2 separate regions of the Mus musculus genome follow, and region 2 is linked to region 1. Evidence: chromatin contacts called from ENCODE POLR2A ChIA-PET data. All regions are on one chromosome and are shown on one strand. The core of a region is the stretch at or near the end of the contact, and the rest is flanking DNA. Distances in the headings are between cores, read along the strand shown. Region 1 holds the start of Fbxo7 (F-box protein 7). Region 2 holds the start of Syn3 (synapsin III).

Region 1 (6,267 bases), core at 1,994-4,493:
CAGCCTGAAAAGTAGAGTAAAGAACAGACTGGCAGCCTGTGGTATAAGAAGTCACTAGGCACAGGAGACCAGTGGTCCTCTGAGGAGCAGAAGAGCTCCTGTGGGGGGGCCATGCAAGTTAGAGTGCTAGCATATTAGTGCAGACATTCAGCAGTTTAAAAAAAAAAATGTTCAAGCAGGGCAGTGGTGGGCACACCTTAAATCCCAGTACTTGGGAGGCAGAGGCAGGCCAATCTCTGAGTTTTAGGCCAGCCTGGTCTACAGAGTGAGCAGCAGAGAATAGCCAGTACTACAGAGAAATCCTGTCTTGACAAACCAATCCAAATCAAACCAAAAATGTTCACAAAGGGCACAGTCTACAGTTTACTGATGCTAGTCATGCTGACTGGTGTAGAATTCCTCTGAAGAATCAATATACCTTATCAATTACTCTATCCCATCTCTTCATCTACAATACCCACCATACTGTCATCAGTCCAGGCATCAAATGGGGTGGCCTGTCCTTGGGATGAATCAGTCCCTTGTTCATCTGGGATGTTAGTCTGACTTGGGGTGGCAGCCAAAGAAGGTTGGTCATTATCCTGGAGTGAGGAATGCTCTGTATCTGTAGATGAAGGTAAGTTAGGTGCCGGCATGTCATCTTCAAGAACCAAACATATCAAGTCCCCAGAAACAATCCCATATGAAGCCAAGGTCTCTTCATCTCCAGTGAGGGCATCCTTGTTGTTCAATGTAATTGCAAATCGGGTATCAGAACTGCCAAGAAAGATGGATGAGCATAGTAAGAGCTACCTACCAATATTCCAAATAATACATTTGGAATACATTAAAGTACATGCTATGTTCCCAAAAGCTCTATATAATATTTTAAAAAGAAAGAAAGAAAGAAAAAGCAGGAGACAAAATTACTTGTTCTCATCAAAAGCCTGGGTCATAGACTTGTAACTGGAGCTTTAGTAGGCAGGGAGGCGAATCAGTAACCTACACTTCACCAATTCTAAAGCACAGACTTTGCAGTACTCATCATCTCTGACCATGAGGAGCTTCTTAAACTTAACACATCAACCAGTTTAACCCACAGCTTTGCTTCCAGCTTTCCATCGTGCTGGGGCTTCAAACTCCAGTGTCAGGCTGGTGCATCAAACGCCTCAGCCAACCCGCCAACCCCCAACCCCATTCATTTTTCTTAAGACACATCCATTAAAGAGACATTACTGGAGTTAAAACTATTCCTACTCCTCAGGAAATAAGATGCTCTGATGCTTGCAAAATGTTCTGGTCAACAACAAGCTGAAAACCTGCCAGGGGCCCAGGGACACACCATGTCAACCTTGGCAGAAAGGGGACTCCCCAAGCAAACAATTCGTTCTGTAGATGGGATAAGGAGCGGTCTGTTTAACAGAAATGCCAGTTTTCCCTCCCACTTTTCTGAAGTGTTTTCCAAGGCCCTATTTTCTGTCATTTTGGGGGGTCAGGTGATTTTACCAAAAATAATACAATTCCAGAAGCTTGCATATATACATATATGCAATCTTTGATCTGCTTACTAGAAAATACTCTTTAAGAATAACAAATGTGTCACATGAACACATTTTAAAGCTTCTCTTCTGTTCCCTAAATGAACAAAATTTCAGAGAAATGAGTTTACTTTCACAAGCTGAGGCTTAAATTCCATCCACCTAACCAACTGCAACTGTGAAAACAGCATGCAAGAGAAACAGAGCTCTTGGGTTTCCAACCCTTTCAAAACTGCCCTGCTTAACTGAGAAGTAAGACTACTTGTAAATACCTTAAAAATTGAATTCTCAAAGTGTGAGGAGAGATAACTGTTATCAACATTGAAAACACTTGGTTTTACACCAATAAGTAACATGTGGGTAGGTCACCATTATATGGAAATATATATTATATATAATACAGCAACATATTTTCTTTTAATATGAAAAAATGCTCTTTTTTTAATGGTTTGGCTAACATTATTATCTTATTAGACAGGGTCTCACAATGTAACACTGGCTGGTCTGGAACTTGCTATGTAGACCAGGCTGACCTTGAACCCTGCCTCTTCCTCCAGAGCGCTAGAATAAAGGTGTAGCTCAGGCTCACTTAATGGGGGGATGGGAGCAGGGAGGAAGGGTGAAAAAATCTATTCAGGGTCTCACTTTGCTTAACTCCCTACAAATAAAGTGAAAAGGCTTATTTAAAATGCCAATTAATGGGAAACGTTTTTCTTTGAAAATTTTTCCCTTTAGAAGCCCCAGAGCCCATCTTTTTAATTTTTTTTTTCTTCACTAGTTCAAATTTCTAGCTCAGCACTTGAAGTGGGTCGTCCATACAGTTATCTCTCTATGTCCTGAAACTATCTTCTGCAGAAACACAGACGCTTCATCTGCAAAAATTAGTAATAGAACCCCATAAATTAGTAATAGAACCTAATCCTTTTTCAACTTGCCATGAAACTGTAAGCTCTCTAGGGTCATGCCTCTATTCGTGAAAAAAAAGCAACATTCTCACCCAGAGAATGCCCGCTGACAGGCGTACTTCCTGAACCCTTACAGTGAGAAAGTGAGAAAGTTACAGTTAGGTGCAGTCTGCCACTTGCACGCTCAGCTGTTTTTAAAGTTACTGTAGCCTTGGGCAGTGGCACAAATTACAGTGACCTAAGGTGTCAAGACTTTTGTCACCTTGAGCACGATGCTTTTCCGATTTAACCACTGAACTATCCCAACCGCAGAGGTAAACTCAAGTTAACACCGGGAGATTTAACGCAAGCCAAGCTTCCCGAGTTCCCTTCCCGCCCTCGGGGCCGCAGCGACCGAAACCCCGGAAGTGACTACTCACCGGGGAGGACAGCGGCACCCGGGGGAGGCTGGGCCATGGTCTCTCGGAGCCGGACCCCGGCCAGCACCCAGCTGCCGAGCGTCACAGTCACAGGCGCCCAGTGCAGCTACACCCGGGAGGCCCGGGCCTCACGTGACCGCTCGAAGCGCGCCATCCCCCGAGCCCCACGACAGCGACGCGGCTCACCTGAACCCCAACGTGGGCAGCAGGACCTGGCTGAGGTGCGCGCGCAGCTGCCCGAGCGTTGGCTCCGACTCCGGCACCTCGAGCGGCTGGGTCCGCTTCTGAAGCCGCACGCGCAGCTTCATGGCGAGAGTCGGACCGCAAGCTTCGGTCGGCCCCGGGAAGAAACCGAAAGCAAGGAGCTCCGGGCCTGCGCTCCCGAGGAATCCCCAGCGCTCGCCGCTCGGTCGACTACGCCCCCTAGAGCCTTCCGCTCGAGCGGAGGGCCGAGCGCCTGCGCTTCCCTATCGCTGGCTCGGCGCGCGACATCGCCACCTGGAGGCGAGGCGCGCACGGCGCAGGCGCTGGGTTTGCTTGGGCGCACTTGAGTCTCTACGCTTCTGCTTCTGCTTCTGCTGGGGTGAGCGAGTTTGTTCCTTCCCTCCCAGCAAGCAGGATCTTTAGCTCTGGAAGGAATGCTGCCAACAGTGTGGAGACATGACAGACGGCCCTAACCTGATGTCACTGGTTTCCGTGCCCAGAAATGAACTGCTCTATCCCTGTCATTAGAGTGCTCAGACCTGCCTGAGAAATAATGTACACAGGTCCCCTGTGATGACTAAAGAAAGTTAATGTGGAGCCAGGGATCCCTTAAGGGCTGTTGGATGCCTGGGAGGTACTAGAGACCTGCAGGTGAGATAAGAATAGGATAATGGCTGTGAGGATAGTAACTGCTGCCTTTGCTTCTTTAAAACTCACTATCGCTATGGGAAAGGGATGAAATGATCTTTTAATTACTATATAGCGGGAAGGTGAGAAACAACTGAGGAAAGTAAAACAGTTTTCCTGCCCAGCTTGTATTTCGTGGTAAGTTGTAATATACACCTTTCTGATGTCCAATTTAAAACCCCATCTTATCCTTAGTCCCCCTTCCCTATGGAATGCTGTTTGGGCTCTAAAGCTGCCTTCCTTCTGCTAGCAGTAAGCATAAACTCATTTTAATATAAATTTGAATTGAGCCTAAGTCTTTGGTTTCTCCCAATGGATTTGAAGGCCACAACAGTATAGCTCTTCACTTCTCACGATAAATCTTGATAAACCAGACTGCCTCCATCTCAGGCGTAAAAGCCATCTTATAGTAAAGACAAACTAGGTTTCTCAAGGATTGGGCTATGTCCCACCTGTAACCTTAGCTACAAATGGCTCTGTACTGCCCCATGCCTTTATTTTAAAAGGTTATTATGGTGACCCTGTTGTAACCACCTTGCAACCATGTCTTTGTTTCAAGAGGCTGTTATGACCAACTTGGTATGCTTATGTTCTGCTTCGGTAATACATGCCTATTTGCCTGCCAAATCCTCATCTGGAAACCCCCTACTCCTGAACTATTACAATCTTACCTTACCTATGTCCAGCCCATGTATACATACCAAGAAAAGCTTGATTAATTAATTTGGCCATGATGGTTTGGGGTTGATGGTCTTTCTCCTCGAATCTGTGGGACTGATTTTTTTTTTTCCTGTGGGATTAACAGCATTTACTTCCTTTCTTCCTTGGCGCTGCCCTTAGGAACTTGAAGCTGAAGCCAACTCCTTTAGCCCCTTCATGTTACCACAAAATTTAAAGCAGCTTTTAGTTGTTACACAGTGTCTTAGTAAAATCTTTTGCTGCATATCAATTGTCCTCCAAAGCTTACTAACCCACATCAATAAACATTTGTCGACCCACAAATTCTGTAGATTGGGAACTTGGGTACAGGGTGGTTAGGTAATTCTGTCTCAGGGTCTCTTGCCAGAGCTGCCTGAAGACTTGACTACACATATCATCAAACGATTGGCCCCAGTTTTTCACAGATTTTTTTTTTCCAGAAATCTACTTGAATGTCCACATAACATGATAATTGGATTCCCTGAGAGTAAGCGACCCAAGCATTACCAAGACAGAAACTGTGAAGTCTTTTACAACATAGCCTCAGAAGTTACATATTTATTTCCATCTTTTTTTTTTTGCTACAAGCCAACATTTTAGTATAAGAATATCAAACCAAAAGCATGAATACTGATAAATAAATCAGATTGGTTTGAGACTGGTTGTAATAGAAAACCAATCTTTATGAAAGAGGATATTCTTGAGCTGGGCAAAAAGTTTGAGACACATTCTAGAATACATGAGAAGCCACTGGAAAGTTGTGAGGGGGTCTCCAATATCACGGTCTTTAGTTCTAAACAGTGGAAATTGACTCTGGGCAACTACCCAGGAAGGGGTGAATTAAAGGGATGATATATGGCCCAGCAGATTCTAGGAAGGACTGGAGAAAACTTATAACCACACTGAAGACGTGTCCTGATTAGGAATATATCAAAGTTGGGTCTGCGGGAAATTGCTGTCACCACTGCTAGGGAGGACTGGGGAGTGACTGACCCTGTCTCTGCTACCCTCAGATTCCTTGTGGGTTTTGCTCTGTCCTGCACCAACAAAATGACAAGCTTCCAAAAGATTCTGTTTTCTCACCTTACTTCCCAATCAAGGGTCTATATGGGGTGCAATCTGACTAAGGAAGTTTGGGCCCCATACCTGAGTCCTCACTGCAAAAGAAACTGAAAATCAGAATCTGACTCCTTTTTAGGAGCTTATTAGAATTTCCCCAGAAGTGTAAGGAAGGTGTTCAAAATTTGAGAAGAAGCCATGAATTTGACAGATGTGCACTACTAGGGCCATGCTCTAATCTGAAGTATATATATGACTTATAAAAAGGGTTGGCGGGGGAACTGTTGTGGTAAATCTCCAACCCAAATATGCCCTGGCAATGAAAACACAACTCAATTAATATGAATACATGCTGTGCGCCAAGACTGGGCAGATCTACCGCTACACTACCATCTTTTCCATAGAAGAGACCACTTAGAACTTTTGGTTTCTCCAAGCCAAGTGCTTCTTCTGCTCCACTTTCCTTTTTCCTCCTCCTCTCTTTCTCTCCCAAAACCTTCAGCCCCACCTTCCCCTCTTACTCTGCCCAATCGCTGGCTCTAGCCTTTATTTTATAAATTAAGGTGGGAAGAAGGTTTACAGGAAATCACCAGAGTGCTGACTCATTCCTTGTTCGCAGCCCCTCACGGGAGAATGGAATTAACATCAAATGTAATTAGCCCCAGGGAACACCTGTAGGGCCTTAGCATTGTCTCAGGGGCCAAGGGGACTTGCTATGCTTCTTGCTATGCTGTGGATTTAATTGTCAGCACCCACAATGCTGCTCACAGCCATCTG
Region 2 (6,144 bases), core at 2,405-4,904, 480 kb before region 1:
ATTAAGGAATCCATGCACCTTGCATTTTAAACTGGGAGGTGGTTGGAATGCGCAGTCAACCATGGGAAGGAATCCCTGTTAAAGTGTTTTCACCTCCTGTCTCACAGCTTTGGGCTCACCCCTATTCACCTTTCTGGAGCTGCTTCTGGCTGAGACCTGGAGAGAAATTTATTAGACCTTGAGAGTGACATGAGCATCTGAAACTTCCATGTACCCTTAATGACAGAGCAACACCCACTGGCATCTGCCTCCTTTGAGGGAGACTGCAAGAACTCAGAAACTTATTTTACTGGTTGCCATGGCAATTCTTCGCAGTGTCAGCAGAAATACTCCACAATACACACAACCTAGGAGAAAGTCTTCAGCTCAGAATCTCCCTCAGCCCTAGACTGAAGCATGGCATCGCAGTGCCTTGACTCTGAAATTCAAGAGAAAGGAACATACACTCTGAGATTCTTTGCTATACCCTCATCTTACTGGGGCTCAGAAGTGAAACAAATTCTAACCATCTCTCCAGGTGTAACATGAATGGAGTAGATGGAGTTGGAAAGTTCTCACACCATTAATCATCCTTGAATAGGCACCAAAGCTTCTTGTTTCTTTATCCCTCCAACTGCTAAAGCAGCACGAATCCCTCAGAATCCTGACCATGTTTCTTCCCAACCTCATTGTTTTCCAAGCTTAGCAATTTGACTTTTTGATTGCATATGACTGTGTGGGCACACACTACCGTGTGCATGTTATGGACTACATGCGGGGTTCAGAGGATCACCTCGGGTGCTGGTCCATCTTCTCCTTCTACCTTGTTTGAGAAAGGTCTCTTTGGTTTGTGCTGCTGCACATGGGCTAGTTTCTGGAGCTTTTCCTGTCTCTACCGCTCAATGTTTTCTTTGAAACCCTGGGATTTCAGATGTGCTACTGAACCTGAATTTTTACATGAGTTCTGAGGATACAGATACCCACCTCCTCATGCCGGTACAGCAAGCGCTCCACTCACTGATCCATTTCCCCATCCCATAATTCCTCTTGAATCATGTAGATCTTTTAAAGAATTACTGAAAAATAGAAACTTGCAATCGTCTTAAAAATCTTGCCATGTGTAGACAATGACAACGGAACAATTTTACCCTTGCTGACAAGCAGAGCCAAGCTATAACCCAGTAAATCCCGAGCTGTCGTGAGTTAGAAGCCAGGCTCCAGCCACAGCTCTGTCAACTACAAGCTATGCATATGAAATGTGAAATAATTGCAAGCTGTAAACCTTACAGTAGAGAGCCTGTATCTAGAACAGTTTGTTATGAAAAGAGCTAGCTCACCCTTTTTAGTTGCACTAAGAACAGTATATTTAGGTTCTTTTCAAATATAAATATCATCTTCAAATGCTACTACTATCACCATCTTTCAGGGTGTGATTTTTTTTTTATGAAGTGATGAAGGAATGTGTACACCTGTTACCATGTAGACATTTGCCTTTACACAGAACCCTGTTCTAAACTGTTCATTTGCTATTGTTTGAGGCACTCTTTCTTTCCTGCATCCATCAAGGTCTTGGTACAAAACAACAGAAATGATCGGGTGACTAATGAAAGAAAGTGGATGAATGCAGAGATGAAGATTCACAAGGAAAAATGGTAGGGTGAGGTACAGGGTGGCCAGAAGGATGAAACTTGAGGAACAGGCAGAGATCATGGGAGCACTGGGTCTGGCCACTGTGATTCAGGACTGCATGGTCCAGTCTCTTTAGAATGCTGCCGCTGTCATTGTCACCCTGAGCAGCCTCCTGTACAATCTATCTTCTTCTTTTGTTACTATTGGTTGAGTGAGCATTCTGTCCTAAGGATTGGAGGTGAATGGCAGATGGGACAAACTGTGGAAGATTCTGTCCCGGGGAATAGTCAGGCTTTCACGCAGTGAAAATTAACCATCAAAAAGATGGAGAGATACAGGGAGTGGAGATATGGTTCAGTGGTTAAGAGTATGCACTGCCCTTGCAGGAGGCCTGAGTTCAGTTCTAAGCACCCAGGTGTAACCCCTGCTCCAGGCAGGTCCCTTTCTCTGATCTCTGCATCTCTACAGGAACCTGTACTCATGTTCACAAGCCTACATACACATAATTAAAAATAAGTAACTCATTTTTAAAATATATGGAAGTAAAAAATAAATGACATTTTCTAGAAAGCAATCCTTTAGCTGGTGCTCAGCTTGCTGCTGCTGATGGTTGAGAAGCAATGACTTGGCATCTTCTACCTCACAAGTCCTTGTACAACCTACAGGGCCAAACCCAGAGATTTATGAAATCATCTGCTGTTTCTCCGAATTTAAACCTTTCAGGTGAGAACAGTAGGGGCAAAGGGATTGCTTCTCCGGGGGCTGATTACTGTTTGTAGGCCTCTTTCATTATTCAAGGTTCATGCACAGAAATAAAAATGCTAAGTGGCACTGACCTCCAGGGCATGATGGAAGAATACCATTAATGGAAAAACCCTTGGTGATGTATACTGAGCACTGCTCAGCAAACACTGACCCTGCATTGAATCTGCACCTTTTCTTATATATAGTGCAATCAAACATAAGTACTCGTGCAGTAATTTGCCTGGCTTCTCTTCTAAACCTTTGTCCAACTCCTTCCTTCCTTAGAAACGGAAGGTTCTTTAGAATTCTTGTCCTGGCAAGAATTCCCCTTCCATTTTTCCAAGTACTTTTTCTGTGCACCTTTAACACCAGTGGTGTTTTTTTTTTAAATAACTACATTTATAGGTCTTTATATTGCAGCTAGAAATGGATGTGGTGTCACGTGTCTTTTAACTCAGCACTCAAGAGACAGAGGCAGGTGGACCTCTATGAGTTTGAGGCCAGCCTGGTCTACATAGTGAGTTCCAGGCCAGCCAGAACTACATAGAGAAACCCTGTCTCTAAAATCAAACCAAATACTGGAGGACAGAGAGCCTTAAAGGAGACCTGCTTTGAATTTCTGAGGGACCTTGAGGCATAGAAGTGACACATGAGACAGGGACCTGCCAAATATCCTCCCATTCTGTGCTGGTTAAGCTTTTCAATTGCCTTATTTTCCAATCTGTAATTTCTTTTAACCTTGTAGTCTTAATTCTCATCTCACAAATCTCCTCTATGGAGAGGCCTGGCATAGTCCCGACATCCCTTTTGTGTTCTCATTACACATCTCTATCAGTTTACAGCAAGCTGACATTATCTTTTGTTTGTGCACTTGTATGTAACCAACTCCTCCTCATGCCATCCCCAGCCAGGGTAAGAGCTTAGCTCCTTGTGCTTGTACTCCTATGACATTTGCTGACAGCTGACTCACTGGTCTCTCAGAAGCTCCTACTAAGGCCCAGGGAAGTCAGGTGACTTTCTCCAAGCTGGCTTCCTAGGATACTGAACTGCATTATTCACACTCCCTGAGGGGCATCTCAATCCTCCTGGGATGAAGAAAGATCGTCCACTTGGCCACTTGAGGCCAGCAACAGCAAAGCTTGCTTGCTCTAGCAACTTTCCCTACCTGGCTGGCGAGGGAAAGCCTAGAGACTGAGAAAGGAGGGGCTTGAGGGGCGGGCCTGGATGCAGGGCCCCTGTTGGCCCAGCCAATGGGCTCTCCGGCGTAGGGAGACCAGTCTGCCCAGAGGAGGCGCTCACGTACTGTGCAGGGCAGAGGCAGAGCGCGCAAGCTGCAGCGCTCCCGCAGATCCTGTAATTGGCGGCGCCAGTCCGAGGTACACACGGGCCACCGTAGCTGGCACTGTCGGTAAGCCAAGGCAAAGTGGAGTAGGTGGGTTTTCTGGCCTTAGGGAGCACTCACCCCGAATCCGAGCTGTTGGTGCGTCCTCGGGCAGTGCTACTTCCCCATAAGCTCTCTCTTTTGTTAGCCGAATGTTGATGCTGCATGTTGGTGGGGTGCAGGTGCTCCGTGAGCCCGGAGTGCCACCCTCCGGTCCCAGGCTGCTGCTGCCGGTCCCTAGCACTGGTCCCTGTAGAGTACCGGAACCCTGGGGCCCTCAAAGCTATGACTACTGAGGTATTCAACCCAACATCCAGACCTGTCCCGGAAAAGAGCTTCCTCTGGGAAGCTGAGACCACAACAGATACTGGTGCTCTGCACTGGATCCCAGCACCTGCTCTAGGCAGGTCCCTCAGGACCTGTTGCCTTGGGTCTGGGGCTCAGATCTGTTGCGCAGTCTTCTATTTCCAGCTATCCTGAGACGAAGGAAAAAACCTTGGAGGGTTTTCCTGGCCAGGCTAAGACTAACACTGCTGGAGCGCCCTGGTTATTTATTCATGACTTACTTGGCTGTAAGCCAGACACTATGCTCTCAGCTCTAGCGGCCTTAAAGGAATCTCAGGAGTTGCTGGGGCCTACCAGGGATGATAGGATAGGAGGGATTGCAGTGTGGTGTAGTGCAGACAGCAAGAGGTGGGTGGGTCGTGATGCAGCCTGGAAGACACACAGAGACTGGAGAGTTTGCCAGCCTGAGAGCTGTGGAATCAGAGGCATCAGGGACAGGAAGAATTTCAGGTAGATTTTCCCATGTGCAGACGAAAGAAGTGAAGAACTCAGAATCTCAGCTAATCAAACAGCAGATTGCACAGTAGAACCAGGACTTGCAGATGGGACCTAAACTGCAAGGTAGAAGGGGCTAGCCAAAAATGTACACAATCTAGAGATGCATGCAGCCTGACAAGTTTATCCTAGGACACGGGAGGCTGGGAAAGAATTCCAGCTGATCCCACAGCCACTCTGCTAGCTCTGTGGACAGTGACTGGAGCTGGCATCTTCAAGCTAGTAAGTTGTGAAAAGCTGGTTTTCAGGCAACGTGGCTGCAAATACTCTGGCCCCTTAAGGCTGACTATCTGACAGGGGCTCTGTAACCCTAGCTTCTGGGCATGAATTCAGGCAGGGAGATGCTGTCATGTGATGCTTGCTCCTGTCATTGTATTGGAAGCTGTGGCCTCTATCTTGTCATCGGGGATAGCCCTTGGGGAGTTGGATAGAGCATCTGTGCTCACTTTCTGATGCCTGGTCCCTGTGTGAGAACTTCTGCCTTACCTGGGCTTACCTTTCTATCTTCCAGGGCCAAGGGGCTGCTGTTTGGGTTGCCATATAGAGACTGGTATAGCGGCAATAAAAAAGGCTCCTAGGAAGTGAGACCAGAAAGCCACTTCATCTATTTGCCTTAAAGACATTTTTGACCTTGTGGGTCTCTCTCTCTCTCTCTCTCTCTCTCTCTCTCTCTCTCTCTCTCTGTGTGTGTGTGTGTGTGTGTGTGTGTGTGTGTGTGTGTGAGGAGATTATTTTACCTAGTTGTCATAAGCAAGGTTCCTTGTTTAAAAGGTCAGAGATGCTAAGCTAGTCACTTTTAAATTGTTAATTTGCCTTAACCTAGAATGCCCAAGGAATAACATCTCGATGAGGGATTGATGTCTAGATGAGACTGCCCTGTACGTACATCTGTCAGATAATGCCTTTATTTGTCAGTTGATTCATGGGAAGTCCTAGCTCATGGTGAGCCATGCTCCTCTCTGATAGTGAGTCCTGGATGGTGTAGGTATGGAGGAAGGACGCTGGACAGTAGGCAAGTGTTTATTCTTTCTCTGCCTTGCTTGTAGCTATGATCCGCTCCCACAAGTTCCTGCCAGCTTGACATACCCCCAAAATACGGTCTGTAGCCTGAACTTGTGAATTAAAATAAACCCTTTCTTACCCAAGTTGCTTTGTGATATTTTAGCACGGCAGCTGGAATGGACACAGAACTGGTGCATGTCTGGGTACCAGTAGTTGCTCTACCGTTCAAGTGAATACACAGTGGGGGTAGTGGGGCCAGGCACAGGTAGACACTGGTCCATGACGGAGGGGAAAAGCAGATTCAGGCTACCCTCTGAGGCTTTCGAAAGCCACACTAACCAGCCAGTAAGTATGGTGTGCCCACCGAGGGGTTCAACTTAAGGTGTCCCGTCAGCCAAACAGTTTCTAAACAGAGACACATATATGAGCTATAAGCAGTCAGAACTCCTGGCTGCTGGACATTAGGAGGTAACACGCATCTTGGTCTTGTGGGGAGGACGTGGATGTTTTTCTACGCCATTGATTCTCTGTGTCACTGTATGACATTGGGAAAAAAAATGAGGATGGTT

What was found. ChIA-PET counts read pairs that join two places held with the same protein, here RNA polymerase II (POLR2A).
Region 2: POLR2A ChIA-PET joins it to region 1 with 21 read pairs in Patski. The contact joins the promoter of Syn3 here to the promoter of Fbxo7 in region 1. POLR2A ChIA-PET finds 5 or more read pairs at or near these places in 2 of 5 experiments (Patski and embryonic stem cell).

What each region holds. Positions count from the first base shown.
Region 1 is chr10:86,018,905-86,025,171 of GRCm38, reverse strand. It overlaps Fbxo7 (F-box protein 7), which reads right to left and starts at 3,243. Exons shown (of 9, transcript NM_153195.2): 1 at 3,028-3,243; 2 at 462-756. The coding sequence starts at 3,149.
Region 2 is chr10:86,496,406-86,502,549 of GRCm38, reverse strand. Syn3 (synapsin III) reads left to right here and starts at 3,654. Exons shown (of 14, transcript NM_013722.3): 1 at 3,654-3,760.